Linked DNA regions of Homo sapiens: all the other regions are linked to region 1. A link is a contact called in ENCODE Hi-C or POLR2A ChIA-PET data. All regions are on one chromosome and are shown on one strand. Each heading gives the region's core, a stretch centred on a gene start or an enhancer-like site at or near the end of the contact. The rest is flanking DNA. Distances are from core to core; before and after follow the strand shown.

Region 1 (4,063 bases), core at 457-2,956:
ACAGTGAGACCATCTCCAAAAATAATAATAAGAAAGCACTAAATAAGCTCACACATCTACAAAATGCCTAGGACAGAAACTGGCACACATTAAGAGTGGGATAGCCTTTATTATCTCTATTGTATAGATGGCAAAACGGAGACCTCACCTTTTGCATCTCTGGGAATGGCAGCAGTGGGTAACGCTTCCTGAGTGTTTACTCTGTTCCAGGCACACACAGGGGAAGGCAGGAACTGTACTCAGGTACTTCACACCCGAAAGCTCTGCTCTTAGCTACTACACCGTGCATGGTGTTGCAGAGCTAGGAACCAGCATTACTGGTGGCCCGATGTTACCCAGGGAGTGAGGGGTATGAAGGAGTGAAGACTGTGAACAAGAAACTGGAAGTAAAGACCCTACTGGGTGCCACTCCAAAGGCTGACAGTTCGCCTGGGTGACATGGAGTGTCACCCATAAAGGAAGCCATCAGGGTTGAACTGAGCAGAAACAGCAGAAATGGGCCCAGAGCTGGGCAGAGCATCCGGTTTATGCTGGAGGTCCCAGCCACAGGCCAGGGCTAGAGCAGGGTGGGCGAGAGCGCGGGTTCCAGGTGCAAATGCAGCTGAGCTACTGACTCACTCTAAAACCTTGGCAATGGGCTCTAATCTCCCTGCACCTCAGTTTTCTCATCTGAAAAATGGGGAATAGAGAATAAGGAGATCAAACCTCATGGGGTTAATGAGGAGAGTCCATGTATCCAAACAGTTCACCAGAACCTGGCACTCAACCAAGGAGAATTATTATTGCAAATGCGATTGCTATGGGCTCTAGAGGCAGCAGAGTGACTCGGGACCTGCCCACAGATGCTGGGCCTGCTCCTCAGGAGTTTGCAGTGACACGGGGAGGGGGATTTGTAGGCAAACTGCCTAGGTCCTAATCCAACCCCCGGCCCCTGAAATGAATGATCTTGGACGAGTTCCTTCAGTTTTCTGACCTCAGTTTCCTTGCTGGTAAGGTGGAAGTAATAACTACCTGGCTCCCAGAGTTGCGGCAATTCAGAGAGAACTTAAAGCGCTTGACACAGAGAAAAACATGCCCTGTTACTGGCAATATTATCATTGTGGCTAACCCTTAAATCGGGCCTAAGCACAGGGGCCATCGTCTGGCAGAATGTCACGGGCGATGTCGCAGACTCAGCATTAGGTGTACACAGTAGGGGTGTTAGCAGGGGTAGGTTGTGGACCCGAGGCCGGGCAACACCCTACGCCCTTTGCAGGGTACTGGGGTGTCTCCCTCCCAGGGGTGCCCCCGGGCCCAGCAAGGTGCAGAGACGTCCCCCGGGGTGTCAGGTGCATTAGGCCGAGAGGTATCAGCCGGGCCGGCAGGGCCAGGGCCATCGCCCCGGACTCCCCGGACCCTCACCCGCCCAGCCCCCTGCCTCAGCTTCCTCAGGCTTCCCGGCGGCTCCTGAGGCTCGCAGTCCCCACAACAGGGCGGGCCGGGGCCGTTACCCCGGGGACGACGCGGAAGAGCCAGGACCCCATGGGAGGGAGGCAGCGCTGCCGCCGCGCCCAAGGGGCGAGCTCGAGCCCTGCTTACGCGGGCCCGCGCAGTCCCGCCCCAGCCCCGACCCCCGCGGCACCTGAGCTGCGGCTCATGCGCTTCTCCCAGCCGGGCGGCAGCTTCTCCTCGTCCGCCATCTTCCCTCCTGCCGCAGCGCCTGCTCCGCCTCAGCTGCGCCGCCTGTCGCCCGCGCCCGCCCGCCGCCGCTGCCTATTGGCTAGACGCGCTCTGCAACGGGGCCTGGCGGCGACGCCCATTGGGCTCCCTAACGGTCCGGATTGGCTTTCTGGCCTTCTATTGGGTAGAAGAAAGGCTGGGCGGACCCTCCCACGTTATCCCTGCGCCCCGCCCCCGGCCAGCCTCAGCCTGGCCCCGCCCACTCGCTCTCCTCGGCTCCTGAGTGGTCCGAAGCGACGCGGGCCCGCCCTTCTCAACGCCCTTTAGCGAGCGCCAAAAAACTCCCGACCCCTTCTTGGCGCGCGTCGCCGCAGAGCCCACCCAGGCGGGATAGAGCTTATGGATTGGCTAATGCCGCAGCAACTCCCGCCTGCCTGAGCTGTTCCCGGAGGTCCGCAAGCCCCCAGCCCTCCCATGCGGAAGAGTCTGGCTGGTGCAGAGGTAACGGCGGTCCAGGAGGTACTTGGGCGGGGCGGTGCTGCCTCTGCTGTTGCCATAGCAATGCAGTTGCCTTGGAGATGAGCACCTAAGTACCCGATGCTTAAATTTGGCTCCTCCATCCTCCCTCTTCCCACCTGTTTCCCACAGATGTCCAAAGCTAACCCAGCCTCTTTTATTTTTTGCAGGGCTCAACTTTTCCCTAGGCTCTGGACCCAAAGGCCTTCCACGTCCTTTGGAACCTGCTTACTTCCTTTATTCCCTCGCAGTCTGGCTCCTTCCTCCATCCTGGGTGACCAGTGGGTGCCGACATTGACATTCATATAAGAACACGGAGGAGGTGCAGGTGGGAGGAGATGGGCTCAGTTTTAGCCAACTTAAAATAGAGTCTGCAGAGCCCGTGGGACACAGGGGAGGTATTTGGGGACCCAGAGTTGGGGAACTGTGGGTAGATATGGGAGTTGAAGACACTGACAGCAAAGGGTGCAACTACAGTTCACCTAGCATAGAACCCTATGTGACCGTTAAAAAGAATGAGGCTCAGTGAAGTGAACTCATAGGGAAACCTGCCCACAACAAATTAGACGCAGGATGCAGTAGAAGGCTAAGAGAAGTCTGGAGCCAGACTTGGGTTTAAAGCCTGGGACTGACACTTGCTATGCGACCTTGAACTGATTACTTAACGTTACTCTGTACTTCGGTTTCCCAATCTGCAAAGCGGGGATAAGCAATTACATCCTTCTGTTTGATGTGAACATTAAATAAATTAATCCACATAAAGCACTCAAGCCAGGCTCGGTGGCTCACACCTGTAATCCCAGCACTTTGGAAGGCCGAGGTGGGTGGATAACCTGAAGTCAGGAGTTCGAGACCAGCCTGGCCAACATGGTGAAACCCTGTCTTTACTAAAAATACAAAAATTAGCCAGGCGTGATAGTGGGCACCTTTAATTCCAGCTACTCGGGTGGTTGAGACAGGAGAATTACTTGAACCTGGAAGGCGGAGGTTGCAGTGAGCCGAGATCGCACCACTGCACTCCAGCGTAGGTGACAGAGCGAGACTCCATCTCAAAAAACAAAAAAAGTTTAAGTTTTAATAGAACATTTTTTACAAGTATTAGCATAATATTAAAAAGATACTTTTTATAAAGATAATTTTAGACATGGGCAGTTACAAAAACAGTAGGGTTTTCATGTACCCTTCACCCAAACTTCCCTAATATTAGCGTCTTAAATAAACAATAGAACAGAATTCTCAACCAGTAGCGATTTTGTTTCCCAAGGGACATTTGGCAACATCTTGATACATTTTTGGTTGTTACAACACCTTCAGACATTTTGGAACAGGAGATACTACTGGCTACTGGCATTTAGTATTAGATGCCAAGGATGCTGCTAACATCCTTCAAGGCACAGCCCCCACCAAAAGAATTATCCAATCCAAGGGCTGAGTGTGGTGGCTCACACCTGTAATCCAGGGCTTTGGGAGCCCAAGGCAGGAGGATCGCTTGAGCCCAGAGTTGGGGACCAGCCTGGGCAACATGGCAAGACCCTATCTCTACAAAAATAATTCACTGGGTGTGGTGGCACGTGCCTGTAATCCCAGCTACTTGGGAGGCTGAGGTGGGAGGATCTCTTGAGTCTAGGAGTTAAGAGGCTGCAATTAGCCATAATCTTGCCACAGCACTCTAGCCTGGGTGACAGAGGGAGACTCTGTCTCAAAAAATAAATAAATAAATAAAAATAAAAGGCTGGGTGCGGTGGCTCACGCCTGTAATCCCACCACTTTGGGAGGCCAAGGTGGGTGGATCAAGAGGTCAGGAGTTCAAGACCAGCCTGGCCAAGATGGTGAAAACCCATCTCTACTAAAAATACGAAAATTAGGTGTGGTGGCGGGCGCATGTAAT
Region 2 (4,063 bases), core at 1,121-3,620, 440 kb before region 1:
ACGGAGTTTAGCTCTTGTTGCCCAGGCTGGAGTGCAATGGCACGATCTCAGTTCACCGCAACCTCCGCCTCCCAGGTTCAAGCGATTCTCCTGCCTCAGCCTCCCGAGTAGCTGGGATTACAGGCATGCGCCACCACGCCCGGGTAATTTTGTACTTTTAGTAGAGACGGGGTTTCTCCATGTTGGTCAGGCTGGTCTCAAACTCCTGACCTCAGGTAATCCGCCCGCCTCAGCCTCCCAAAGTGCTGGGATTATAGGTGTGAGCCACCGCGCCTGGCCCTGAAAAACATTTTTGTAGAGATGGGGTCTCACTATGTTGCTAAGGCTGGTCTCAAACTCCTGGCCTCAAGTGATCCTCCCGCCTAAGCCTCCCAAAATGCCAGGATTACAGGTGTGAGCCACTGTGTCCAACCAGATTTTAATGTGAAGTTGGTGCCCTCCTCCCTCCTAAGAAGTCAGGTGGAGACAGTCAGCCCTCCAGGAATCAGACTGGCTCCTCACTCCCTGAGACACGTAGTTTCCCCCTCTTTGGGCCTCAATTTCCCCATCTGTAAGGTGGGTGAGTATAGCCACCCCATCCCTTGCTAATACAAGTAACTCAGCACAGGATGGGTAGCAACTGGCTACCTTGCAGGTAAGAAAGAAGGGGCTTACGGGGTGGGCACTGTGGCTCACGCATGTAATCCCAGCACTTTGGGAGGCAGGGTGGGCAGATCATGAGGTCAGGAAATCGAGACCATCCTGGCTAACACAGTGATTAGCCGGGTGTGATGGCACATGCCTGTAGTCCCAGCTACTCAGGGAGGCTGAGGCAGGAGAATCGTTTGAACCTGGGAGGCAGAGGTTGCAGTGAGCCGAGATCACGCCACTGCACTCCAGCCTGGGCGACAGAGTGAGACTCCGTCTCAAAAAAAAAAAAAAAAAAAAAAGAAAAGAAAAGAAAGAAAGAAGGGGCTTATTTGGATCAGGTCCCTCAGATTCTGCTGCCTCCGAAGGTGGGAAAAAATGTCTGAGCCCAGCACTGCCTCACTCAAAGATTCCTGTCTCAGATTTGTTCTATCTTGGATGGGGGTGTGAGGACACTGGCTCCATACATTCTCCAAGGGAGATTCTGGGACCATTCCCATTTCATAGAGAGAAATGGTTACTCAGCTAGAAAGCAGTGCGATCTGGGTCTGAGTCCGGATCAGAACGCTTTGTTTTTTGAGACAGAATCTCGCTATGTCTCCCAGGCTGGAGTGCAGTGGCACAATCTTGGTTCACTGCAACCTCAGCCTCGTGGGCTTAAGGGATTTTCCTCCCTCAGCCTCCCGAGCAGCTGGGATCACAGGCGCCCACCACCATGCCAGCTAATTTTTGTATTTTTAGTAGAGACGGGATGTTGCCATGTTGGCCAGGCTGGTCTCAAACTCCTGACCTTAAGTGATTCGCCCGCCTGGGGCTCCTAAAGTGTTGGGATTACTGGCATGAACTACCGTGCTGGCCTGGATCTCAGGCTTTGTTGAGCTGTTAACCAAGCTGTCAATCTCCCACCCTCCTGGTTCCCCAAACTTACACCACCATGAAAGACCCTCTGACCCCTTCCCTCTTCCCTAGCTGGGCTGGAGCTGGGGGAGGGTGTGCTGGGGCGTCCCACTTCTCAGCTTTGGGCCACGGATAAGTCAGCTCTGGAATTCCCCCAAGTAGAAGCAGCCCTGGACTTCCCCAGGGGCAGAGAGGATGAGGAACAGAATATACATCTTGAGGGGGGTGGGGGTCCCTTAAGCCTTGTTGGGTTGGCACAGAGCCAAGTTCCCAAACCATCATGATCGAGTCCTGGGGCCAGGTGCTGCGCTGGGCCAAGATACCCTGCCAGGTGGCCGCTATAACGTTTCCCGTTTTACAGCTGAGAAACTGTAAGAGACGCAATCTAGCCAAGCAAGGCGGTGGTTCACACCTCTCATCCCAGCTACTCGGGAGGCTGAGGCAGGAGGTAAGGCTAGACCCCCGGAGTTCAAGACCGGCCTGGGCAACAAAACGAGGCCCGCCCCTCCCCTCCATCTCCAACCCCCTACCCTTTTTTAAAGCTGCAATCTATAGCCCAAGGCCACACGTGGAGGTATGCAGGGTCTGGATTCGAACCTACTGGCTGTTGCCTTTCAATCGCTGTCTCTAGCCCCTCCTTCCCATAAACAGCTACCTAAGCATGCATGACCTGACCCGGGAGCCGGTCCTCCCGGGGCTTCGGAGAACTGGCCCGACGGCAATCCCCACCCCGACTCACCTGGGAACAGAGCCCCGAGCAGGACCAGGAGTGCGGGCAGCGCGGGCCGGGGGCTGCTGGGAGCCATAGCGAGGCTGAGGTTGCAACTCTGAGTAGCAGAGGAGCTCAGCGTCGACTGGGGCGCGTGATCCTTTATAGCGCTAGCCACCTGGGGGCCAAGGGGCGGTGCTGCTTTCCCGGAAACCTCGCGCCTTCCCCTCCGGAACAAATGCTGCAGTTATTTCCGGACTGACAGGGTGCCCGGGCCGAGAGGGTCATCCTCCCTCGCTGGCCGCTTCAGCTCCGGAATTTCCAAGCTAAAGCAATCGGGCGGCGGTGGCAGGGCGATGACCCCGGGGGCTGCTCCCGGCCTCCACGCCTCCCGTTTCCCGGCCAGGCTAAGCTTGAATCACGGTCTACACCGCGCTAAGCGGTTTATTAAGTACTTTTAAATACTGCCAACTTCCCCGGAGAGTGGAGACTGTTATTGTGTCCATTTCACAAAGCGGTAAACTGAGACTCCAGGCTGCGAGGGGGTCCGAACTCAAGTCCTCCCTCTCCAGCTTACGCAGGCCTCTTTAATCGAGTGGATGAGCCCCCTGCCTGGGTGGGGGCCCAGGAATCCTCCCCGGGCTCCCTCCACTGAGGGATGCCCCTCCCCCTAGGTCACGTCCACACCTAGCTGACACGGGCATTTCTCGAGAAGCGGCCAGAGCAGAGCCAGGCACCTCCCGGCGACCGCTAACCGTGGGAGTGACGAAGCGCGGTCTCACCACGTCCGGGGAAATCGGCGTCCTCTCTCTACACCCGAGGGCACTCACCCCGGCGGCCTCCTCGCTTCCCCTTTCGGCCTTGGCCGCGGAGGCGTCTTTACAGCTCCCAGAAAAAGGAAGGAAGCTGCGTGATCCCTACGCGCCGAGCCCCTCCGCTGGCGTCCCAGGCTCCGCGGGGAAACTGAGGCAGCTAGCTTGGATCTTGACGAGGGAGGGGAGGGGGACGCTCGAAATCCCTGCCTGTCGCTGGGAAACTGAGGCAGCAGCCCCCAGGCGCAGAGGCGAGGCAGGGAGAAGGGGCGCTCGAACCCCTGCCCTACGCGCGAGGCTCCGGCAACTCGAACCCAGGCTCATGCACTAAATATGAGCGGGTGTTTGCTTGGCCACCGCCTGTGCGTGTGACCCCAAGACTCGACATCCACCACGTCGAGGCTGGGTACTCTTAAGTCTCCGAGCACCAAGCCGCGCCGCCTAAGGCTTTCCTGTTGTGGGGCGCGCGCGGCGTCGCCATGGAGATCTCCGAGGGGCCAGGGAGGTCGCGCAGCAGAAGGGGAAGCGAAGGGTCCCCGGACGCGCAGGCCCTTCCTATCGGGGAAGGGGGCTGCGAGTCACTGGCCATCCAGAGACGCATATTTCCCCCGCCTCGGTCATTCCCAAGGAATTTCCACGGGGATATTTTTTTCTTGGGGGGCTGAGGAGTTCTGAATTCCCGCCCCGGAACGGCCTGAGCAAAGTCACAGGGTGGGACGGGGGACGCCCCTGGTCCTCAGAAGGCCTGGGAAAATCCTGCGCCACGGGTTCTTCCTCGGGCGGGTTCCACTGAGCTCTTGCCCCGGCCCGAGGTGCGCGAGCTCCCCCGCGCGGCCCAAGTCCCACTTGCAGCCACAATGGTGCCGTTCTTTTCTCAACATGTGGCTCAATGTTTTTTAAGCGCCTACTGTGTGCTTGGCGTCCTTCCAGGTACTGGGGACACAGGAATGAACAGAGTCAGACAAAAATCCACCTGGGCGCGGCTCCCACCTGTAATCCCAGCATTTTGGGAGGCCGA
Region 3 (4,063 bases), core at 725-3,224, 420 kb before region 1:
GATTAGCTGGGCACGGTGGTACATGTCTGTCATTCTGGCTACTCGGGAGGCTGAGGCATGAGAATTAGTAGAACCCAGGAGGCGGAGGTTGAAGTGAGCTGAGAGCATGCCATTGCACTCCAGCCTGGGCGACAAGAGCGAAACTTCATCTCAGAAAAAAAAAGCCACCCCTTCTTCCTTGTTTTTCCTACCATTACTTTTTTCCTGCTATTACACTTCACTTATTGCCACCTTCTTCAGGGACTGGTTTTCCTCTCTAGTTCTATACCATTCCATACAGTCACATACTCAACATCTGAAACATGGCCAGTGCCCCATGCTACAATGTGATTTCGACATAGTTTTAAATACAGGTTAAATACATTATTGAAATCAATTTCACCTGTTTTTTTTTTTGAGATGGAGTCTGTCTCTGTCGCCCAGGCTGGAGTGCAGTAGTATAATCACGGCTCACTGCAACCTCCATCTCCCCAGGTGCAAGCGATTCTCATGCCTCAGCCTCCTGAGTAGCTGGGACTACAGGCTTGCACTAAGACGTCCGGCTAATTTTTGTATTTTTGGTAGAGACGGGGTTTCATCATGTTGGCCAGGCTGGTCTGCAACTCCTGGTTTCAAGTGATCCGCCCACCTCGGCCTCCCAATGTGCTGGGATTACAGATGTGAGCCACAGTAACTGGCCCCTACATTTTCTTTTCTTTCTTTTTTTTTTTTTTTTTTGAGACAGAGTGTTGCCCAGGATGGAGTGCAGTGGCGCGATCTCGGCTCACTGCAAGCTCCGCCTCCCGGGTTCACGCCATTCTCTTGCCTCAGCCTCCAGAGTACCTGGGACTACAGACGCCCGCCACCACGCCCGGCTAATTTTTTTTTGTATTTTTAGTAGAGACGGGGTTTCACCATGTTAGCCAGGATGGTCTCGATCTCCTGACCTCGTGATCCGCCCGCCTTGGCCTCCCAAAGTGCTGGGATTACAGGCGTGAGCCACTGCGCCCAGGGTGGCCCCTACATTTTCTTAGAGATGTTATGAACAGCAGGGTAACTAAAATGCAAACAGCCTCTTCCAGGCACCGAGGAATGGTTTAGTCTTTTTAGTGCTCTTATTTGCAAAAACCAGTTAACAAAGATTATCAACATTTCTATAGAACTTATTATGTGCCAGAATTAAGTCATTTATTCATCACAGCAACCTCCCGACCGCTGACAAAATAGGGACACTGAGGGACAAGAGGGGAAGGCAGGATTTGAACCTAATCAGTCGGGCTCCAGAATTCTGTCTCCCTAACCCTTAGATGATGTCACCTCTCAGGCTTCAATCTCACACAGCGCTACAGCAGGGGAAACTGTCATCATTCCCCTTTGACAGGTGGAGAAACGGAGGCTGTAGAAATACAGCACTTTCCCAAGGGTACAAGCCCAAAGTCATCGTGACTCCTGAAATCCCGCTCTTCATCCCTCTGCCACTCAGTTCACCATTACAGCCCTCGCTCACCTGGGCGCGGTGGCGAAAACATCGGGGTGCAGGTCGGCCAGGCCCACGCGCTCCTGCTCGAAGCCCCGCAAGGACTCGACCCAGGCCTGCACTGGGCGTCGATGAGTGGGTACCGGGAGCTCGACTTTGCGCAGCACGGGCTCCGGGAGACCTGGAGCGATTGCGGGGGTCAGAGGTTAGGGTCAAGGGTCAGACCTCTCTGTCGCCGCCCCTCCTGGAGCCACCCCGGTTGCCTTACCCTCGCTCGCCACCTGCTCCGGGTTCTCGGTCGCACGCGCTGCCTCTTCCGCCAGGGAACTCAGGCCCTGCAAGGGTTGGGCGAAAGTGAGAGACGACCCCTGGACACCCCCAAATTTCATCCTTCGACCACGCCTCCAGCCCCTGGCCTCACCTGGCTGCCGGTAGGCCGAAGCCAGGCCCGCGCCCCGGCCCGGACGAACTGCAGCATCGCCGCGCAGCCTCCCACGCCGCGGGAGGTCAAGGCCACTGGAGCCTCGCGAGGCGCCGCTGGATGACGTCACGCACGCGACGCCGCCCTACCCGCCGCGACTCCGCGCTGGAAAGCGGGGTGTGCAAAACCGAAGATGGAGGGGGTCCGACCCGGCGTGCCCAGACCTCCACCCCAGGACTAACCCCCAGACCCAATTTTCACTCCTGCCTCAAGGACCCTCCGTAACACTGGGGAACGCGACCTCACAGCAAGAAGACCCAGCTTCCGTAGGCCTAGCCTACTTTGGGTCCCGCCTCCGACGAGCCGGTGCAGGAATTCAGCCAATGAGACCTCTCTGGCCCAATTCAGCCAATGACTGTTAAGCCTGAAGGAGTGACCCCCGCCCATAAGTGGGCAGTTCTGGAGTGAGCAACTAAGGAATACAGCCAATAACGCTTAAACTTTTGCTGTTGGTCACGCCCACCGGGCCACGCCTTCATCCCGCCTCCAAGGCTGTCGGAGATGGTTTTTTCTTTATCCAGTTATGTGGTTTTGTTTTTTTATTTGTTTTTTTGTTTTTGTTTTTGTTTTTGTTTTTGTTTTTTTTGAGACGGAGTCTTGCTCTGTTGCCCAGGCTGGAGTGCAGTGGCGCGATCTCGGCTCACTGCAAGCTCCGCCTCCTGGGTTCACGCCATTCTCCTGCCTCAGCCTCCCGAGTAGCTGGGACTGCAGGCGCCCGCCACCACGCCTGGCTAATTTTTTGTATTTTTAGTAGAGACGGGTATCACCGCGTTAGCCAGGATGGTCTCGATCTCCTGACCTCGTGATCCTCCCGCCTCAGCCTTCCAAAGTGCTGGGATTACAGGCGTGAGCCACCGTGCCTGGCGTTTTTTCATTTGTTTAAAGGCAGGGCCTTATTGCCCTCAGAAAGCCTTCAGGATTGGGCCTGCCAGACCATGCCTCCCAGTTTAGATTCCCCAGGGCAGGGCCATGTCCCCCCGAAACCCCTCAGATTAGGTATTTGTGTCCCTTACCCCCTAGACCAGGGTCCTCTCCCCTACCCCCTTAAACCAGGTCCCGTCCCCTCTCAGACCTTCCAGGGCTCTCCAAGGACAGAACAAAGTGGGGAGTCCACAGATCCTGGAGTGCCTCCCTTGTCGCCCCCTAACAAATCCGAATGCTTATTTTTAGTTTCTTTGTTTTGGTTTTTAGAGACAAGGTCTTCCTCTGTCGCCCAGGCTGGAGTGCAATGGGCAAGATCATGGCTTACTGCAGCCTCGACCTCCAGAGCTCAAGGGATTCTCCTGCCTCTGTCTCCTGAGTAGCTGGTCTACAGGTACGCAAGCCCGGCTCATTTTTGTATTGTATTTTTTTATTTTGTATTTGTATTTTGAGATGGAGTATCGCTCTGTCGCCCAGGCCGGAGTGCAGTGGTGTGAGATCGCACATCTCGGCCTCCCGGGTTCAAGCGATTCCCTGCCTCAGCTTACCGAGTAGCTGGGACTACAGGCGCCCGCCACCACACCTGGCTAACTTTTTGTATTTTTAGTAGAGAGGGGGTTTCACCGTGTTAGCCAGGATGGTCTCAATCTCCTGACCTCGTGATCCGCCCGCCTCGGCTTCCCAAAGTGCTGGGATTACAGGCGTGAGCCACCGAGCCCGGCCCTAATTTTCGTGTTTTTATTAGAGACAGTGTGGCACCACGTTGGCCAGGCTGGTCTTGAACTCCTGACCTCAGGTGATCCACCCGCCTCGGCCTCCCAAAGTGCTGGGATTACAGGCCTGAGCCACCGCGCCCGGCCTAATTTTTTTTTTGTAGAGATGGCGGGGGGTGGGTCTCCCAATGTTGCCCAGGCTGGTCTTGAACTCCTGGGCTCAAGCAATTCTCCCGCATTGGTCCCCCAAAGTGCTGGGATTACAGGCATGAGCTACTGTGGCCCACCCATTTTTAGGTTCTTTACCATGTTCCCGATAGACCTCCAGGGGGCGCCACCGGATCATAGCCGGCTTCCCTACCAGTCCAGGGCTGTCTACTTGGAGGCCAGTGCGTTCTGGACAGAGCACAGCTGACAACGTGGTCTGTGAACCAACCTCATTTTCCTCTGCTGGAAAAGGAGGTTATGAGATTCAGTGACGTAATGGAGGCA
Region 4 (4,063 bases), core at 685-3,184, 400 kb after region 1:
GGTCTAAAAACCAAAAGGGAAAAATCACAATAATAGCCACATCATTGGGAGCGTAAAAATTTAATGTCTATTAAGCATTTAGGGTAGTAAGATTTAAAAAACAGCTACCGCCAGGTGCGGTGGCTCACACCAGCACTTTCAGAGGCTGAGGTGGGCAGATCACCTGAGGTTAGGAGTTTGAGACCACCCTGGCCAACATGGCGAAACCCCATCTCTACTAAAAAAAAAAAAAAAAAAAAATACAAAAATTAGCTGAGCGTGGTGGCGCGTGCCTATAATCCCAGCTACTCAGGAGACTGAGAAAGGAGAATCCCTAGAACTCAGGAGGTGGAGGTTGCAGTGAGCCGAGATCGTACCACTGTATTCCAGCCTGGGTGACAGAGCAAGACTGTCTCAAAAACAAACAAACAAAAAAGCTACCATTATTATTATTATTACCACGGAATATTATTAGTTGATACAAAACCACTGGAATGAAAAGATTATGATCTTGATATTGGCATAAGTAAATGTATTACTGGCATAGAGTCTAGAATCAGATACAGGTATACATAGGAATTTATAGTTTAATAAACATGGAATTTGAAATCAGTAAATCAAGGACAGTTTATCAATATGTGGTACTACAATAATTGGCCGTGTTTCTGGAGGAAAGAGATATTGTATCCACTATCCCACACCACATACTGAAACACATTCCATGAGTATGAAAGATTTCAATGTTTTTAAAGTAATATGCTGCAGAAGAAAATTAGGAAATCTATATGTAATCTAGAGTTTATGAAGACTTCTTAATGCAAGAGAGGAAACTTAAAAAAGAAAATCTTTTTGAGTTGAAAAATTAACTGCAAAATAGTTACCAGTTCAGTAGATTCACAAAATATTTGATAATGTACATGAACAGTTCTTCATGTTAGTAAAACAGTGTTCAAAATAACTTTATTAACTCCATAAAGGCCACCCACTACAAAGCACAGCAAAAACGATTTCTGGAGAAACTAGAATCACTCCTGCAGAAGTGAATGCCTGATATCAGTGCTATTTTACAACGCGGTATTTTACAACGAGGCCCTGGAACTCACTGTAAGATCTCAGAAAACAATATATTAGTCAAAGAAAAAAAAATCAACATTTACAAAAAGTATCAGCATATTGAATACACAAAGGAATCAACTATTAGAATTTAGCATGGCGTCCAGATAAATGAAATAAGGGGAAATATTGGCCTCAAGTTGAATTGGGCCCGGCGCCGTGGTGCACGCCTGTAATCCCAGCCTTTTGGGAGGCTGAGGCGGGATGATTGTTGGAGCCCAGGAGTTTGAGATCAGCCTGGGTAACATACCTCAACTCTGGGGGAAAAAAAATTAGCCGGGCATGGTGGCCTGCGCCTGTAGACCCAGCTACTCGGGAGGCTGAGGCGGGATGATGGCGTGAGCCCATGAGTTTCGCCCCACAGCACGCCAGCCTGGACTACACAGTGAGACCCTGTCTCAAACAAAAACAAAATAAAAAACTAAAACTAGATTGAATGAATGGAGGAGATAGGCCATATCATGGACTGGCAGGATTATCAAAGGAAGCATCATTTTGAGGGTGCTAGGAACGTGGGAGGAGGTGAGAATAAAAGCTTTTTGTGAGCATTGTGCACATCCTGTGGGGGAGCCCCCACCTCTAACTTTGCCAACACCACCGACCCCACCCTAGGTTAGCCCCGTCCGCAGGGCTGGTTCTAACCTCAGCCTTGTGCTCTGGGCCCCTTTTGGCCTCCATCCCTCAAGGTGAGCAGACTCCAAGGCCTCCAAGGCGTCTCCGTAGCCACTGGGGAGTAAACCAGAATCTCTCTGCCTGAGGTTGTTCAGCTCGGCTGAGGTTGCAGTTCCCGAGCGCTCCTCCAGGTTTGAGGCTGGAGGCGGAAGTGACGTCACGGAGCGCTGCTGTGTTTTCCGGCGCTTTCTCCGCGCCGCCAAACCCGTTTTCTTCCTGGTGGCGTTTGGGCTTAATACAGCTTTGGCGAGGTCGGATGACGGGTGGGAGCCAGCGGTGGAAGGGGTGGCGAAAGTACCGGTTTGCCCCAGGCCGCCGAGGGGCCTCCTTAGAGAGACCTTGCCTGCTCCGCTCGCGTCCGCCGGGGCCGCGCGGGTCCTCCTGGCGCCGCCAGGTTCAAAAAGCCACTCGAGTTGTCACTGCGACGGCCCTGGGCCAGGAGCCGTTTCGGGATCTGTCGTAAGGGCGCTTCCTCACGATTTTTGCAAACACGGTGATTGCCGCTTCAAACTCTTCCAAAGCAATTCTTTGTGACTTTTTTTTTTCCAGAAACAACGAGTTTTCGTCGTTCGAATCAGGTTGACTGGTCCTTCATCCCCCCAATCTCCCGTACCTGGCGAGTCCAGCTCGTCGCGGTGAGTACTGGGGTGAAAGTTGGTTTCGGGGGCTTCTTCCTCCTGTTTTATCTGAGAATTTGTTTTTCTCTTTGCGCATCCTGTATTTACTTTTGACACTCTACATTCAGGTAGAAACATAAAGCTATTTTTTAGGTATCTGGGGTGTGGTTATTTCTCTATGTGAATATAAACGTTTGTAGACCAGAAGTCTTTCTACTGAAGAAAAGCAAGAATACTCAGCTATTCTTTTTATCTGAACTTCCTAGGCCTGTACCTCCCCACAGAGCTTCAAAACGGGCTTTTAGGAAGAAGGAATGGAGGCTTTGAAGTAAGTTGAACATTGCAGGCGTGACACTTAAGGTTTAAATGCTTGGTAATACGTGTCCTGTGGATAAAGACATGTCCTTTTAAAACCATAATACTATTACCCCAGAAAATTTAAAATGTTGTTAATATGTACCCTGTGTAAAAAGGTACAGTTCTCCACTTTGTTCCAATATATGGTTTTGATTGTTTTGGGATCTATTACGTATCCAAGTTTCATGTCTTTTAGTCTCTTTAAAACTAGCAGACACTGTTTATCCGTTATATTGTCTTTTTGCGCAGTCACTCGTTCTTTCAGAAAGTTATACATTTTGGTAGTTCTGATTGTATTCTGTGCCGTGTTTAAATGTATCCTTCATTTATTGGTGTATCCTGTAAATGGATGAGTGTCTGAATGGTTAATTAAGGCATAGTAAAAAAATTCAGCCTAGGGCTGTTCTTAGGGAGGTTGTAAACTAGTGGAGGAGGCTGTCATGTAACCAAGCAAATAAGTGTATTACAAATTGATGAAGGTCTGTAAGTAAAGTAGAGGACAGAATTATTTTCTCTATTTTTCTTTGGAATAGGCAATGCTAAGAAAAGAGTGATATGCAAGCTGAGACCAAAAATATGGTATGATTTAGCCATACTGAAGGGGAAGGAAATAAGAGCTGGGCAAAGCATTCTGTGAATTGGCTGACTCCACTTCTATGGTGAGAGAGAGGAGTGCATCAAAGATTACTCCCAGGTTTGACAGAGTCAGTATTCTTTCTTTGGTTGGGGAAACAATGTGGTGGGATAATTTAATCTTAAATGTATGACAGGAAATAGTAAGTGATATCTTTTGGGAGACAGAGTTTCGCTGTTGCCAGGCTCCAGTGCAGTGGCAGGATCTCGGCTCACTGAAACACTGTAACCTCCACCTCTTGGGTTTTCAAGCCATCCTCCTGCCTCAGCCACCCTAGTAGCTGGGATTACAAGTGTGCGCCACCATGCCTGGCTAATTTTTGTATTTTTGTATTTTTTTTTTTTTTAGTAGAGATGGTTTCAGCATGTTGGCCAGTCTGGTCTCAGACTCCTGACCTCAAGTGATCCACCCACCTCGGCCTCCCAAAATGCTGGGATTACAGGTATAAGCCACTGTGCCTGGCCAAAGTAAGTGATATCTGACAAATGATGTAAATCAAGGGAAAATAGGAGAAGCATGAATGTGTTTTAATTACATGAATAAGAAATTAATTCAAGGGATTAATGAGAATCAGTGCTTGATCACTGAAAAATAAGCTCTCCATGAAAATTCACTGATGTTAATTATTAGTCTTAGGAAATATGTATATTCATAAACAGACAAAACTTCTCTCGTTGTTTTTTTCAATTCA
Region 5 (4,063 bases), core at 759-3,258, 400 kb before region 1:
TTTGTAGAGATGGAGTTACACCATGTTGCCCAGGCTAATCTAGAACTCCTAGGGTCAAGCAATCCACCCACCTTGGCTTCCCAAACTGTTGGGATTACAGTCGTGAGCCACCGTGCCTGGCCAGATTATGTTTATAACATATAATGTCTACATTTTCACAAATGGTACCCTCATAAAAAGCCATATTTCCCACCTGAACATAAGATCCACTGGGTTGGCCAGGCACGGTTGTTCATGCCTGTAATCCCAGCACTTTGGGAGGCCAAGGCGGGCAGATCATGAGGTCAGGAGATCGAAACCATCCTGGCCAACATGGTGAAACCTCCATCTCTACTAAAACTACAAAAATTAGCTGGGCATGGTGGCGCATGCCTGTAATCCCAGCTACTCAGGAGGCTGAGGCAGAAGAATCGCTTGAACCCGGGAGGCAGAGGTTGCAGTGAGCCGAGATAGTGCCACTACATTCCAGCCTGGCGACAGAGCTAGACTCTGTCTCAAAAAAAAAAAAAAATCCATCTGGTCAAGGAGTTTTTCCTTTTTGTTGCTGTTGTTGTTGTTCACTGCTGTGCCCAGTAGGTGCATAAAAAATATTTGTTGCCAGGTGCTGTGGTTTACATTTGTAATCCCAGCACTTGGGGAGGCCGAGGCAGGCGGATCACTTGAGGTCACGAGTTCGAGACCAGCCTGGCCAACATGGTGAAACCCTGTCTTTACTAAAAATACAAAAAAATCAGCCAGGCGTGGTGGCACGCGCCTGTATTTCCAGCTACTTGTGAAGCTGAGGCACAGGAATAGCTTGAACCTGGGAGGCAGAGGTTGCAGTGAGCTGAGATGGCACCACTGCACCCCAGCCTGGGAGATAAAGGAAGACTCTGTCTCAAACAAAAAAATTTTGTTGCTGGAATGAGGGGCTTTCCTATCCTGTTGTCGAACTGCTGGTTACACACACACACACACACACACACACACACACACACACACACATCATTCGATGAAGGTGTAGTGTCCATCATTTCCGCAGGCAGGCACACAGAAATGCCCAGGAATTAGTGAAAATTGGAAATCTGGATAGAAGACTGGGCCCGACGCTGGAAGGCAGGCACAAACTGGGCCCCGCCAGAGGGGACAGTGATCTACAGAGGCAGGAAAGAGTGTGGAGTGTCCCCAGTCCCCCAAGGGAAACAGGGCAGCACCTGAATTCTGGAGGTCCTATCAAGGGAGAGACTGGTCAGGCACAGTGGCTCACGCCTGTCATTCCAGCACTTTGGGAGGCTGAGGCAGTAGGATTGCTTGAATGCAGCAGTTCAAGACCAGCCTGGGCAACACAGCGAGACCCCATCTCTACAAAAAACTGCAAAAAATTAGCCAGGCATGATGGCGCACCTGTAGTCCCAGCTACTCTGGAGGCTGAGGCAGGAGGCTGAGGCTCCCGTGAGCTATGATTGAGCCACCACACTCTGGCCTGGATGACAGAGCAAGACCATGTCTCAAAAAAAGAAAAAAAAAAAGAGATCAATTTTGTCTTTGGGACAGGACATCGCACTTAGTAGGAATTTATTTGTTGGGTGGACACACAGTAGGCACTTAATGCCTATTTGCTGCGTTGACACCTAGTAGGTACTTCCAAGGCTCTTTGTTGAGTCAATAAATGTGACCTCGTGTTTTCTTCCAAGTCCAGGGTCCCAGGGGTAAGCCCAGAGGTAACCTGGGGTTGAAGACAGTTGTTTCAGGTTGAGGCCACCTGGCCAGGAGTACTGTGACGTCACCAGGCTGCGTGACGTTTCGCGCCGGCCGGTTCTCACGGGTGGGGGCTGGGAGGGGCAGAGTGAGAGATCGGGTGGGGGGGGCGGACAAAGGGCCCTCCGTGCAGCTCCTGTCGGCCCCCGCGTGCGCCCCGGCCAGCCGGCCGGTCACATCTGGAATTCATTGCAGCCGCCGCCGGAAAGGGGAGGAGAGGAGGGCGGGGCGAGCGGGGGGCAGAGGCGGCGGCTCTCCGCCCCCCCCTCTGTCCCTCGTCCCAGCCCCGGGACTTAGCCGAGCCCGGCTGGCAACCCCAGCCCCAGCCGCGGCCGCCCTGGGGACGCAGACGCCAAGGCCCCTCCGGCCAGGGCCGGGAGCCGGGCCGGCCTAGCCAGGTGAGCGCGCGTGGCGACAAGGAGGCAGAAAAGGCGGGCCTGGTCCCCTGAGGTCTCGGGATCCGAGCTGAGGGGCCCCAATCGGGGGGCTGGGGCGCGCACGCGCCGCCTGGGTTCCTGCTGCACGGAGCGGGTGGTCACAGTGCGCCCTCTCCAAGAATCCGGGCGGCCCCCACTGCCTCGGCCGCGAACCCGCAGACTGTGCTCCCCGCCTTTCTCAGCGGCAGGAAGTTGGCGCCGGGGAGAAGGCTGAATCCGAGCGCTTTCGACTGGAGTCTTTGGGAGGCAGGACGCCGTGCTCGGGGACCGGGGTCTTGGGGAGTGTGTTTGGGGGGGGGCAACACCCCTCCTGGCTGACTCCGGCTGAGCGAGGGCAAAAGGATGTGCGCGCCGTGGAGCCTCCAAGCCAAGGGGCGGCACCCACGGGGAGGGCGGTCGGACGTCGGGCTTTCTGCCTCGGTTTCCCCAAGTTGTTTGCCTCCTCCGGTCCCCCGGCGGGGGGCGTGGCTTTGTTTTGTAAGGAAAGAGAAAGTGACTGCGTGGCTCAGACGCCTCCTCTTTCAACTCCGGCTCAGGGATGGGTCGTGGGTGAAGGCGCGCGTGGCGCGGACCTCGCGTGGCCCCGAGCCGGGCGGAGCGTCGGAACTCGCCCCCTTCTCAGGCACGGGTTGACTCACCCGGGGATTTCCACCCCCTCCTCTGTCTCTGTCCTTGTCAGATGCTCCGGGCCCCACGCGCTGAGCCCACAGTCCCCCTCGTGGGGCGACACGGCCAGGCGCGGAACTCGCGGTGCAGCTGCTGCTGCGATCTGGTCCCCCACCCCCAGTCTTCCCAGAATCTCGAGGCGGGACCCCTGGCGGGACGGAGAGGAATCCTTCCAGTGCCGCTTGGAGACGTGGGGGCCCCGCGCGTGTGGCGGTCTCGGGGGCGGGGGGGAGAGGAGGCGTGGCTCCCGCGCGAGCGAGCGTGGATACCGCGCATTCCTAAACCAGATAAGGAGGCCGAGAGTGCGGGCCAGCACGGGGTCGGGTCCTGCTGCCATCTCCATGGAGACACGCTGGGCTTTGCCTGGTTGATGGTGGGCGATGGGGGCGCTGCCCGCGGACCAGAGGTGTCTCCAGGCTCCTTTGTTGCTGTTTGGGTCTGGGCTGAGCTTAGGAGTTTCCACCCTTGGGAACCCACTAGGGTCTCCTTTGTTCATTGGTTCATTCATTCATTCATTCATTTGCCCATTCCACACGTTTTCTGAGTGTTTTATTTGTGCCAGGCATCCCTGTAGGGGCTGATAACTGACTTGCTCCCTGGCCTTAGGCATTGACTGTCTAGGTGGAAGCCAGACAGAAAAGGAAAGATATCATGATAGTTTCCCATAGTGGCAAGCGCTGTGCAGATAATAAAACGAGATTCTGTGATTAGAAAAGGCTTGGAGATGGCTGCTATTGTAGACTGGGGGTCAGGGGAGTCCCCTCTGAGGAAGTGACCTTTAAATAGAAAGGTCACTTTCTATAAGGTAGGGTGGCTACCACGGGCTCCATGGGTGACCAGGGGGAACTGTAACCACAGGGCCTGCCTTTCTGAAAGATGGGGAGACAGTCATTCAAAGATTTGAGGAAAGGCCAGGCGTGGTGGCTCACGCCTGTAATCCCAGCACTTTCCTAGGCTTAGGCAGGTGAATCACCTGAAGTCAGGAGTTCCAGACCAGCCTGGCCAACATGGTGAAACCCCATCTCTACTAAAAATACAAAAATTAGCCAGGTGTGGTGGTAGGCACCTATAATCCCAGCTACTCAGGAGGCTGAGGCAGGAGAATCGCTTGAACTCAGGAGGCAGAGGTTGTGGTGAGCCGAGATCACACCACTGCACTCTAGCCTGGGCAACAGAGTGAGACTCTGTCTCAAAAAAAAAAAATTTTTTTTTTGAGAAAAAGA
Region 6 (4,063 bases), core at 1,139-3,638, 300 kb after region 1:
TCCCCTTCCACGCTGTGGAAGCTTTGTTCTTTTGCTCTTTGCAATAAATCTTGCTACTGCTTACTCTTTGGGTCCATGCTGCCTTTAAGAGCTGTAACACTCACCGCAAAGGTCTGTAGCTTCACTCCTGAGCCAGCGAGACCACAAACCCACCAGAAGGAAGAAACTCTGAACACATCCGAACATCAGAAGGAACAAACTCCAGACACGCCGCCTTTAAGAACTGTAACACTCACCGCGAGGGTCCACGGCTTCATTCTTGAAGTCAGTGAGACCAAGAACCCACCAATTCTGGATACGTTAGGACCTGGCTCAGCTTGGCGAGGAGCAGCCTGAGGGGGAGGGGAGAGGTCAGATGGGTCCATAGAAAAGGAGGATTCAAAGGACAAGAAAGAAACAAGAAAGATTTGGGATGAGTCACATTGGGAGCAAAGACTAGGGACGGACCAATGTGTAAAGAATGCCTGGATGTCAGGCATCTCAGACCATTTGCCCATTTTATGACAAAAATTATCTAGATCTTGTAGGATGGAGAAATCAAAAGTGCCATTTTCTGGCCATTTAGAACCATTGTCAAGTTTGTACTGGGGCCAAGTGGTGTTGCAGAAGAAAATAAGGTATTTAGGTTTTAGGTCAGGTGTGAGTTGAATAGGTTTTAAGTTCTTGAGAACACAGGCTAAGGGAGAAGAACAGGGAATGGAGGGCAGAAGATTGCCCATAGTGAAGGAGGTAAGTTTAAAGAGAAAGGTAGAGACATGGAGAAGGCAGTGGAGTGGGGTGGGGGTGAGCAGCCCTGGGCTGTAATGTGGGTAAGCAGCCAAAGCAGGCAGCCCTGCAATTGACTTGCCACCAAGGGAATGTGGGTGAATGATCAAGGCAGGCATCCCCACAGTGATCAGACACCAATGGAATGTAGGTGAATAATCAGGCAGGTATCCCTACAGTGATTAGCCACCAAGGAAAGACTGTCTTCCTGAGTCCGTGACTGGAGCTGGAGTTTTGGGTCCACAGATAAAATGTGTCTCCTTTGTCTCTACTGGAGAGGAAAAAGAACTGGAATTGGAAGGACAGAGAGATGGAAGGGTAGTGAGAGAGGCTGGAGAAGAGAGTGAAGAGACTGCTTACCCAATTTGAAATTGGTGAGATGTTCCTTGGGCTAGTCTGAGGACCCGAGGTAGTAGGTGGAGCTCCTCACGGAGTGAGGGTGAGGACGGGGCCAGTCTCCCAAGGGAGTCCCCCTGTCCCAGGTTTCGGAACCAAATGTTACACACATCCATGTGAAGAGACCACCAATAGGCTTTGTGTTAGCAACAAGGCTGTTTATTCACTTGGGTGCAAGTGGGCTGAGTCCGAGAAAGGGGTCAGCAAAGGGAGATAGGGGTGGGGCAGTTTTATAGGATTTGGGTAGGTAGTGGAAAGTTAAAGGTGGTTATCTTTTGCTGGCAGGGCCGGGGGTCACAAGGTGCTCGGTGGGGAACTCCTGAGACTCGTCCAGAAGAAGAATGTCACAAGGTCAAGAGATCAGTTGGGGTGGGGCAGCAACAAATCACAATGGTGGAACGTCATCAGTTAAGGCAGGAACTGGCTGTTTCACTTCTTTTGTGGTTCTTCAGTTGCTCCAGGCCATCTGGATGTATACGTGCAGGTGACAGGGTTTATGATGATTTAACTTGGGCTCAGAGGCCTGACAAGTAGTTCAAGACCAGCCTGGCCAGCATGGCAAAACCCTGCCTCTACTAAAAATACAAAAATTAGCAGGGTGTGGCAGCATGCACCTGTAATTCCAGCTACTTGGGAGGATGAGGCAGGAGAATCGCTTGAACCTGGGAGGTGGAGGTTGCAGTGAGCTGAGATGGCTCCACTGAACTCCAGCCTTGGTGACAGAGTGAGATTTTGTCTCAAAAAAAAAGAAAAGATGTTTTAAAGCAAGGCAGAAAACCTAGAAATTATTTTTAAAAACAATTCTTTTAGCTGCATAGAAAATGTTTTTTACATCAAATGTTGAAATAGTAACAGAGCAAAAGACGTAGTTACCTATTTTCTACATGCATAACACATTGGCTCCTTCCCCTATGGCCGCCCTGCTGCGGCCTCGCCCACAGGCCTGGCTATAACTTCAACCTTTTCCTCTGGGCCTGGACCCACATTCCTCCCCGCCCCCTGCCCGTAGCCCTGCCCACAGGCTTGGCTCTAACCTCGACCTTGCCTTCTGGACCCATTTCTGCCTGCAGCCCCCACGCTGAGCCCACCCCAAGGTCCTCCGCAGCCAAGCAGATGGAAAGTAGAATTTTTCTGCCTCGAGGAGGTATTACACGGCAGAAACCCTAGTCCCGAAACCCCGCCTGGCCCGAGGCGGAGAGCGTAAATGACGTCAGCGGTGCGCCGTTCCTTTTGTGACGCCGGCTGTGAGCGCCTGAGAGTCTTTTTGCCTTTCAGAGTTAAGGCCTCACTGGCCTGGGTGAGTTCCGAGGAGATGAACTGGTTTTGGGGTGAAGGACGGGTTTGGCCCGGACGTTAGAGAGGCCTGGCCCGCTCTGCTCGTGTCTGCTGGGCCCGCTAGCGTCCGCTCGGACCGTCGCTCCTCGGGAGGAGTCGGGTTTATAGTTACGGTGTCCGCAGGGTGTTTTCATCTGTGCGCCCCTCTCCAAAGGCCTCCAAAGCAGCGTTTGTGAATTTTTTTCCGGCAGGAAAATAATTGCTGCCTTTTGCATCCGCGTTGGCTCCGTCCCCAGGATCTTCCCGGTTCAGGGACCTGGCGATTTCTGAGTGTTCCGGTGAGCACTGGGTGAAAGTTGGTTCTAGGGGGCCTTTTCTGTCTTCTCTTATGCAAACGAATGTTTCATCTGTAAGTTTGGTTTCGTCTTATTGTGTTGTGTTTTATTTTTGACCATTACTTTCATGGCGAAAGATAAAGATGCTTTTTAGGTTTATAGGGTGTGCGTATTTGTGTATGTGAATATAAACGTTTGTAGACCGCAAGTCTTTCTGCTAAAGAATACTAAGAATAATAATTCATTATCTTCGAATGGAGTTCCTAGGCCTGTACATCCCAAGAGAGCTTCTTAATCAGACCTCCAGAGGGAAAGGATGAAGGCTTTATTATTCTAGTATCACAATAATCAAATTTACAATGAACAGGATGGTTGGATTAAGGAGTTTGAAACCAGCCTGGCTAAGATGGTGAAACCCCGTCTCTACTAAAAATAGAAAAAAAATTAGCCGAGCGTGGTGGTGGGGTCTTGGAATCTCAGCTATTTGGGAGACTAAGGCAGGAGAATCACTTGAACCCAGGAGGCGGACGTTGCAGTGAGCTGAGATCGTGCCACTGCACTCCAGCCTGGGAGACAGAGTGAGCCTCCGTCTCAAAAGAAAAAAAAGAGAAACGAAGGATGTGTGCATTTTAAGCTACATTGATTGTATATCAATGAAAAAAAAAAAAAGCTGGCTGGGTACAGTGGCTCACACCTGTGATCCCAGCACTTTGAGAGGCTGAGGCAGGAAGATCTCTTGAGCCCAGGAGTTTAAGACCAGCCTGGGCAACATAGCAAGACTCCATCTCTCCAAAAAAAAAAAAAAAAAAAGAGTTAAATATTCTATACAGATGCCACCAAACTGAATATTTGTGGGCCTAGTCAGCCCTAGGACCCCTAGTTTGAGACCCCTGGGAGTAGGTGTGATCTATACCAGGAGTCCAGAACTGTGGTTTTTGTGACTTTAGGGTTTTAGTCTTATTGGTAGAAGGAGGCCTATAGAGTTTTTGTGAATTTGGTTCATGGATAATGAACTGCGGAACTTTCACTGTTTATCATCATTTGACTCCCATTCTGTAGGTGATTGTTTGAGCCACTGTTTCATGTTTGATTAATTAATGATTGTCATTATTATTATTATTATTTTTTTTTTGAGACAGAGTCTTGCTCTGTCACCTAGGCTGGAGTGCAGTGGTGTGATCTCAGCTCCCTGCAACTTCCATTTCCCAGGATCAAGCGATTCTCCTGCCTCAGCCTCCTGAGTAGCTGGGATTACAGCCGCACACCACGCCCGGCTAATTTTTGTATTTTTA
Region 7 (4,063 bases), core at 1,564-4,063, 280 kb before region 1:
AAATTGGTTCCTGTAATATATGCCATTTTATATATCGCTTCCTCTTTTTTTTTTTTTTTTTTTTGAGATGGAGTCTTGCTCTGTCGCCCAGGCTGGAGTGCAATGGCGATTCTCCTGCCTCAGCCTCCCAAGTAGCTGGGATTACAGGCACCCACCACCATGGCCAGATTTTTTTTTTTTTTTTTTTGTATTTTTAGTAGAGACGGCATCTCACCATGTTGGCCAGGGGCTGGTCTTGAACTCCTAACCTCAGGTGATCCACCCACCTCGGCCTCCCGATTACAGGTGCCCAGCCTGTTTCCCTATAACATCTTTACTACCACGGGGTGATATCGAATTTTTGAAGCTTTGCCCAATCTGCTGGGTTGTTTGGATTTTGTGTTGCTCAGAGTACATTTGAGTAAGCTTGTAAAAATGTTTATCAGTCCTTTGGACCAGCTTCATATTTTCACCAATATAGCCAGGCCACCCTCCTGAAAGGCCACAGCGGCGTGCCTCTCTTTCCTGCTCTCCAGCTAATGTTTTCCCTTCCACTTGGCTCTCTACAGGCTTCTAGAATAATTTTTTCCACAAGAAAAGTTGGTGATATTCCAAACACTTGAGTGGCCTCCTCACTCACAACTCAGAGGATAAAAAAGCATAAACTTTTTTTTCCTGTCTTCTTATTTATTTTTCTCAGGGCATTCTCCCTTACAAGTTATTTTTTGTTTTGTTGCGTGTGTGTGTGTGCGTGTGTGTGTTTTTGAGACAGGGTCTCTCTCTGTTACCCAGGCTGAAGTACAGTCGCATGATCATGGCTCAACCTCCTGGGCTGAAGCTGTTCTCCCACCTCAGCCTCCTGAGTATCTGGGACTACAGGCACACAGAACTATGCCCAGCTGATTAAAAAAAAAAAATTTTTTTAAGGGCCGGGCGCAGTGGCTCACACCTGTAATCCCAGCACCTTGGGAGGCCGAGGTGGGCCCCCGTCTCTACTAAACCGTCTACTAAAAACACAAAAATTAGCACGGCGTGGTGGTGGTCATCTGTAATCCCAGCTACTCGGGAGGCTGAGGCAGGAGAATCACTAGAACCCGGAAGGCAGAGGTTGCAGTGAGCCGCGATTGCGCCGCTGCACTCCAGCCTGGGCGACAGAGTGAGACTCCATCTCAAAAAAAAAAAAAAAAGTTGTTTTTTAGAGATGGGGGGTCTCACTATGTGTTGCCCAGGCTGGTCGAATTCCAGGGCTGAAGTGATCCTTCTGCCTCAGTCTCCCAAAGTTCTGGGATTACAGGCGCGGGCCACCACACCCAGCTAATTTTTGTATTTTTAGTAAAGACGGGGTTTCGCCATATTGCCCAGGCTGGTCTCGAACTCCTGACTTCAAGAGATCTGCCCATCTTGGCCTCTCAAAGTGCTGGGATTACAGGCGTGAGCCACTGCGTCCGACATTGTCAAACGTTTTTTGTTCATTATCACCCTTCTTAGGAGAAAACCCGAATTATCCTAAAATTGAATTTACATCAACTAAATTAATTTCAATTTAATTACATTTAATATCTCCCTAAAGGCAGAAACTAAATACTTAGGGATAAATGCTGTCTGATAGAGCTGGCTTTGGAAGACCACAATATCTAAGATTTTTTTCCTCCCTGAGGACCAGTTTTTTCCCCTGGGGAGTCATCATGAATCACTTCGACTGAGGACGGTTGTGCTTAGAGCAAGGAGCTGAGCAATAAACAAGTAAATGCACAAAATTATACCGGAAAGCCAAGAATGCTACAAAGAAAAGAAGAGGGAGTGGCTGAGGGGAGGCCACTTGGCATCTGAATCATTGGGATCGGGAAAGAAGACAAGGAACAGTTTAAGCAAAAGGATTGTTTTCCCCGAACTTTGGTTTCTTTTTTCTTTCTTTTTCTTTTTTTCTTTTTTAGAGACAGGGGTCTCACTATGTTGCCCAGGCTTGTCTCAAACTCCTGGCCTCAAGCCATCCCCACGCCTTGGTCTCCCAAAGTGCGGGATTACAGGCAGGCGCCACTGCACCCAGTCTGAGCCTCAGTTTCTTCAGCTGTAAAATGGAAGTAATATCCTCCTCACCATGCTTCATATACAATAAGCACTCAATAAGTGAGCTTTATGATTATTATTATTTATTTTAATTTTACTTATTTTTCTGAGACGGAGTCTCACTCTGCAGCCCCAGGCTGGAGTGCAGTGGTGCGATCTCGGCTCACTGCAGCCTCCGCCTCCTGGGTTCAAGCGATTCTCCCGCCTCAGCCTCCCGAGTAGCTGGGATTACAGGTGCCCACCACCACGCCTGGCTAATTTTTTTTTTTTTTTTTTTTTTGAGACGGTGTCTCGCTCTGTCGCCAGGCTGGAGTGCAGTGGCGCGATCTCGGCTCACTGCAACCTCCGCCTCCCGGGTTCAAGCGATTCTCCTGCCTCAGCCTCCCGAGTAGCTGGAACTGCAGGCACGCACTACCACGCCCAGTTAATTTTTGTGTTTTTAGTAGTGACGGGGTTTCGCCACGTTGGCCAAGCTGGTCTCGAACTCCTTACCTCAGGTGATCCGCCCGCCTCGACCTCCCAAAGTGCGAGGATTACAGGCTTGAGCCACCTCGCCTGGCCTATTTTAATTTTAAAGGTTAATAGGACCAGCCCTGAAATCAGCCTCTGCCCCCGCTGGCCCTACTCTGGTACCAGCAGCGCCCAGTAGCATACACAGCCGCGTGCGCCTCCACCTCCGTCCGCAGGTGTCGCTGTGGGTGCCGCGGCTGGGCCCCTCTAGGCGGCGACGGCGGCACCGGAAGTCTCGTTTTCGCCCGCTTCCGCTCTCTGGCCGGGCTTGGGCTGCGTGGAGAATACTTTTTGCGATGCCTACTGGAGACTTTGAGTGAGTCGGCGATCGCGGAAAGGGGCACGGGAAGCGGTTGGGGTGCTCTGGGAAGTATTATGGGGCCTGGGTACGCCGAGGCTGCGGGAGCCGGGCCTGGCTGACTTAATCTTCGTTCCCCACACATTTGTTTCCGCAGTTCGAAGCCCAGTTGGGCCGACCAGGTGGAGGAGGAGGGGGAGGACGGTAAGTGTACACGGTCGCCCGGGGTATTCGCGGCCAGGCCCAAGCCGTGTGACTGCCGCCTGCTTCCATCTCCCAGTCTGGCACCGTGTACCCCGTCACGGTCTGCCCCTGCCCCGCGCCATCCTCCTTGGGACCCGCCTGTTGCCAACTCCAGGTGTTCCCCGGCGGGTCCCTCTTCCTCCCATGCCACTGCCTCCCAGCTGTTCCCCTCCAGGGAGGAAGTTGTAATCTCCCGTCTCCTGTTTCTCTACTGGCGCCTGGTTGGCTTCATGGCCTGGCACCCACCTTCCTACGAGGGATCTCCCATCCTTGCCACTCCGAGTCCCCACAGGGCCATCCCAGTGCGTTGCCTGGCCAGCCCTCTGCCCTTGGCCTGCCTTTCTCCGCTTTTGCTGTAGGCGTCATCCCAAAAGCCCTTCCATCGCAGCTGGGGAGCTCCTGCCCCTGGAGCTGACTCCTCCTTCCTACGCTGCCTTTTGCAGACAAATGTGTCACCAGCGAGCTCCTCAAGGGGATCCCTCTGGCCACAGGTGACACCAGCCCAGAGCCAGAGCTACTGCCGGGAGGTGAGTGAGGACTGCCGGGAGGTGAGTGAGGACTGCCACTCGGTGTCCGGGCTGCCTCTCCCTCCAGCCCTGCCGCTCCTGATCCCCATGACCCAGGGCTCAGTCTTTCTCTGTTTTTCCCCTTCTGCCAGCTCCACTGCCGCCTCCCAAGGAGGTCATCAACGGAAACATAAAGACAGTGACAGAGTACAAGATAGATGAGGATGGCAAGAAGTTCAAGGTGAGGGTGGGGGGTGCAGGGAGTGGGGACCCTTGTGCTTGGGGGCCCATAGACCGGAATGGGGTGGGGTGTGTTGAGGAGGTTGATAAAGGAGATCCCTTGGTCCCAGGAGCCTGACCCTTCTCCCCTCCCATCCTCAGATTGTCCGCACCTTCAGGATTGAGACCCGGAAGGCTTCAAAGGCTGTCGCAAGGAGGAAGGTGAGGCTCTTCTTCCCCA

The links. A loop is a pair of places that touch in the nucleus more often than their neighbours do. ChIA-PET counts read pairs that join two places held with the same protein, here RNA polymerase II (POLR2A). Pooled maps may share reads with other maps.
Region 2: a loop to region 1 is called in a pooled map, with 4 times the contacts of the local background. The contact joins the promoter of ICAM1 here to the promoter of PIN1 in region 1. A Hi-C loop is called at or near these places in 2 of 50 pooled maps. POLR2A ChIA-PET finds 5 or more read pairs at or near these places in 3 of 52 experiments (GM12878, K562 and activated T-cell).
Region 3: a loop to region 1 is called in a map of CD4-positive, alpha-beta T cell, with 2.5 times the contacts of the local background. The contact joins the promoter of MRPL4 here to the promoter of PIN1 in region 1. A Hi-C loop is called at or near these places in 3 of 168 maps with a recorded cell type or tissue (CD4-positive, alpha-beta T cell, CD4-positive, alpha-beta memory T cell and naive thymus-derived CD4-positive, alpha-beta T cell), 1 of 37 single-sample maps with no recorded cell type and 11 of 50 pooled maps. POLR2A ChIA-PET finds 5 or more read pairs at or near these places in 2 of 52 experiments (BJ and PC-9).
Region 4: a pooled map shows a loop between it and region 1 (21-fold over the local background). The contact joins the promoter of ZNF266 here to the promoter of PIN1 in region 1. A Hi-C loop is called at or near these places in 10 of 50 pooled maps. POLR2A ChIA-PET finds 5 or more read pairs at or near these places in 3 of 52 experiments (activated CD4-positive, alpha-beta T cell and activated T-cell).
Region 5: a loop to region 1 is called in a pooled map, with 5 times the contacts of the local background. The contact joins the promoter of S1PR2 here to the promoter of PIN1 in region 1. A Hi-C loop is called at or near these places in 7 of 50 pooled maps. POLR2A ChIA-PET finds 5 or more read pairs at or near these places in 4 of 52 experiments (Caco-2, GM10248, H1 and 1 more).
Region 6: a pooled map shows a loop between it and region 1 (5-fold over the local background). The contact joins the promoter of ZNF426 here to the promoter of PIN1 in region 1. A Hi-C loop is called at or near these places in 7 of 50 pooled maps. POLR2A ChIA-PET finds 5 or more read pairs at or near these places in 2 of 52 experiments (HEK293 and WTC11).
Region 7: a loop to region 1 is called in a map with no recorded cell type, with 6 times the contacts of the local background. The contact joins the promoter of EIF3G here to the promoter of PIN1 in region 1. A Hi-C loop is called at or near these places in 1 of 37 single-sample maps with no recorded cell type and 3 of 50 pooled maps. POLR2A ChIA-PET finds 5 or more read pairs at or near these places in 5 of 52 experiments (A549, Caco-2, H1 and 2 more).

What each region holds. Positions count from the first base shown.
Region 1 is chr19:9,832,961-9,837,023 of GRCh38, reverse strand. It overlaps PIN1 (peptidylprolyl cis/trans isomerase, NIMA-interacting 1), which reads right to left and starts at 1,706. Exons shown (of 4, transcript NM_006221.4): 1 at 1,622-1,706. The coding sequence starts at 1,679. PIN1-DT (PIN1 divergent transcript) reads left to right here and starts at 2,009. Exons shown (of 2, transcript NR_183873.1): 1 at 2,009-2,160; 2 at 2,346-2,945. RefSeq lists silencers at 1,415-1,634, 1,665-2,004.
Region 2 is chr19:10,269,427-10,273,489 of GRCh38, reverse strand. ICAM1 (intercellular adhesion molecule 1) reads right to left here and starts at 2,370. Exons shown (of 7, transcript NM_000201.3): 1 at 2,264-2,370. The coding sequence starts at 2,330. All of the region lies in intron 1 of LIMASI (lncRNA inflammatory and mucous response associated, antisense to ICAM1), which reads left to right. RefSeq lists enhancers at 1,569-1,808, 2,719-2,808.
Region 3 is chr19:10,250,125-10,254,187 of GRCh38, reverse strand. It overlaps MRPL4 (mitochondrial ribosomal protein L4), which reads right to left and starts at 1,974. Exons shown (of 9, transcript NM_015956.3): 1 at 1,878-1,974; 2 at 1,725-1,791; 3 at 1,487-1,637. The coding sequence starts at 1,934. RefSeq lists enhancers at 1,472-2,045, 1,902-2,311, 2,442-2,591, 2,046-2,619 and a silencer at 3,989-4,038.
Region 4 is chr19:9,433,444-9,437,506 of GRCh38, reverse strand. It overlaps ZNF266 (zinc finger protein 266), which reads left to right and starts at 1,934. Exons shown (of 11, transcript NM_001370374.1): 1 at 1,934-2,223; 2 at 2,314-2,399; 3 at 2,648-2,709; 4 at 3,272-3,432; 5 at 3,721-3,839. LOC105372269 (a long non-coding RNA gene) reads right to left here and starts at 1,866. Exons shown (of 3, transcript XR_007067133.1): 1 at 1,735-1,866. RefSeq lists an enhancer at 2,014-2,143.
Region 5 is chr19:10,229,276-10,233,338 of GRCh38, reverse strand. It overlaps S1PR2 (sphingosine-1-phosphate receptor 2), which reads left to right and starts at 2,008. Exons shown (of 2, transcript NM_004230.4): 1 at 2,008-2,135. MIR4322 (microRNA 4322) reads right to left here and starts at 2,926; the gene lies at 2,854-2,926. RefSeq lists enhancers at 1,454-1,503, 2,650-3,364, 3,304-3,383, 3,464-3,513 and silencers at 1,704-2,363, 3,074-3,123.
Region 6 is chr19:9,536,970-9,541,032 of GRCh38, reverse strand. ZNF426 (zinc finger protein 426) reads left to right here and starts at 2,388. Exons shown (of 8, transcript NM_024106.3): 1 at 2,388-2,458; 2 at 2,688-2,774. It overlaps ZNF426-DT (ZNF426 divergent transcript), which reads right to left and starts at 2,367. Exons shown (of 2, transcript NR_134921.1): 1 at 2,035-2,367; 2 at 1,303-1,627. RefSeq lists enhancers at 167-1,366, 2,021-2,090, 2,291-2,340, 2,347-3,082.
Region 7 is chr19:10,118,649-10,122,711 of GRCh38, reverse strand. It overlaps EIF3G (eukaryotic translation initiation factor 3 subunit G), which reads left to right and starts at 2,813. Exons shown (of 11, transcript NM_003755.5): 1 at 2,813-2,872; 2 at 3,012-3,058; 3 at 3,541-3,624; 4 at 3,756-3,844; 5 at 3,985-4,044. The coding sequence starts at 2,853. RefSeq lists enhancers at 2,555-3,310, 3,311-4,063.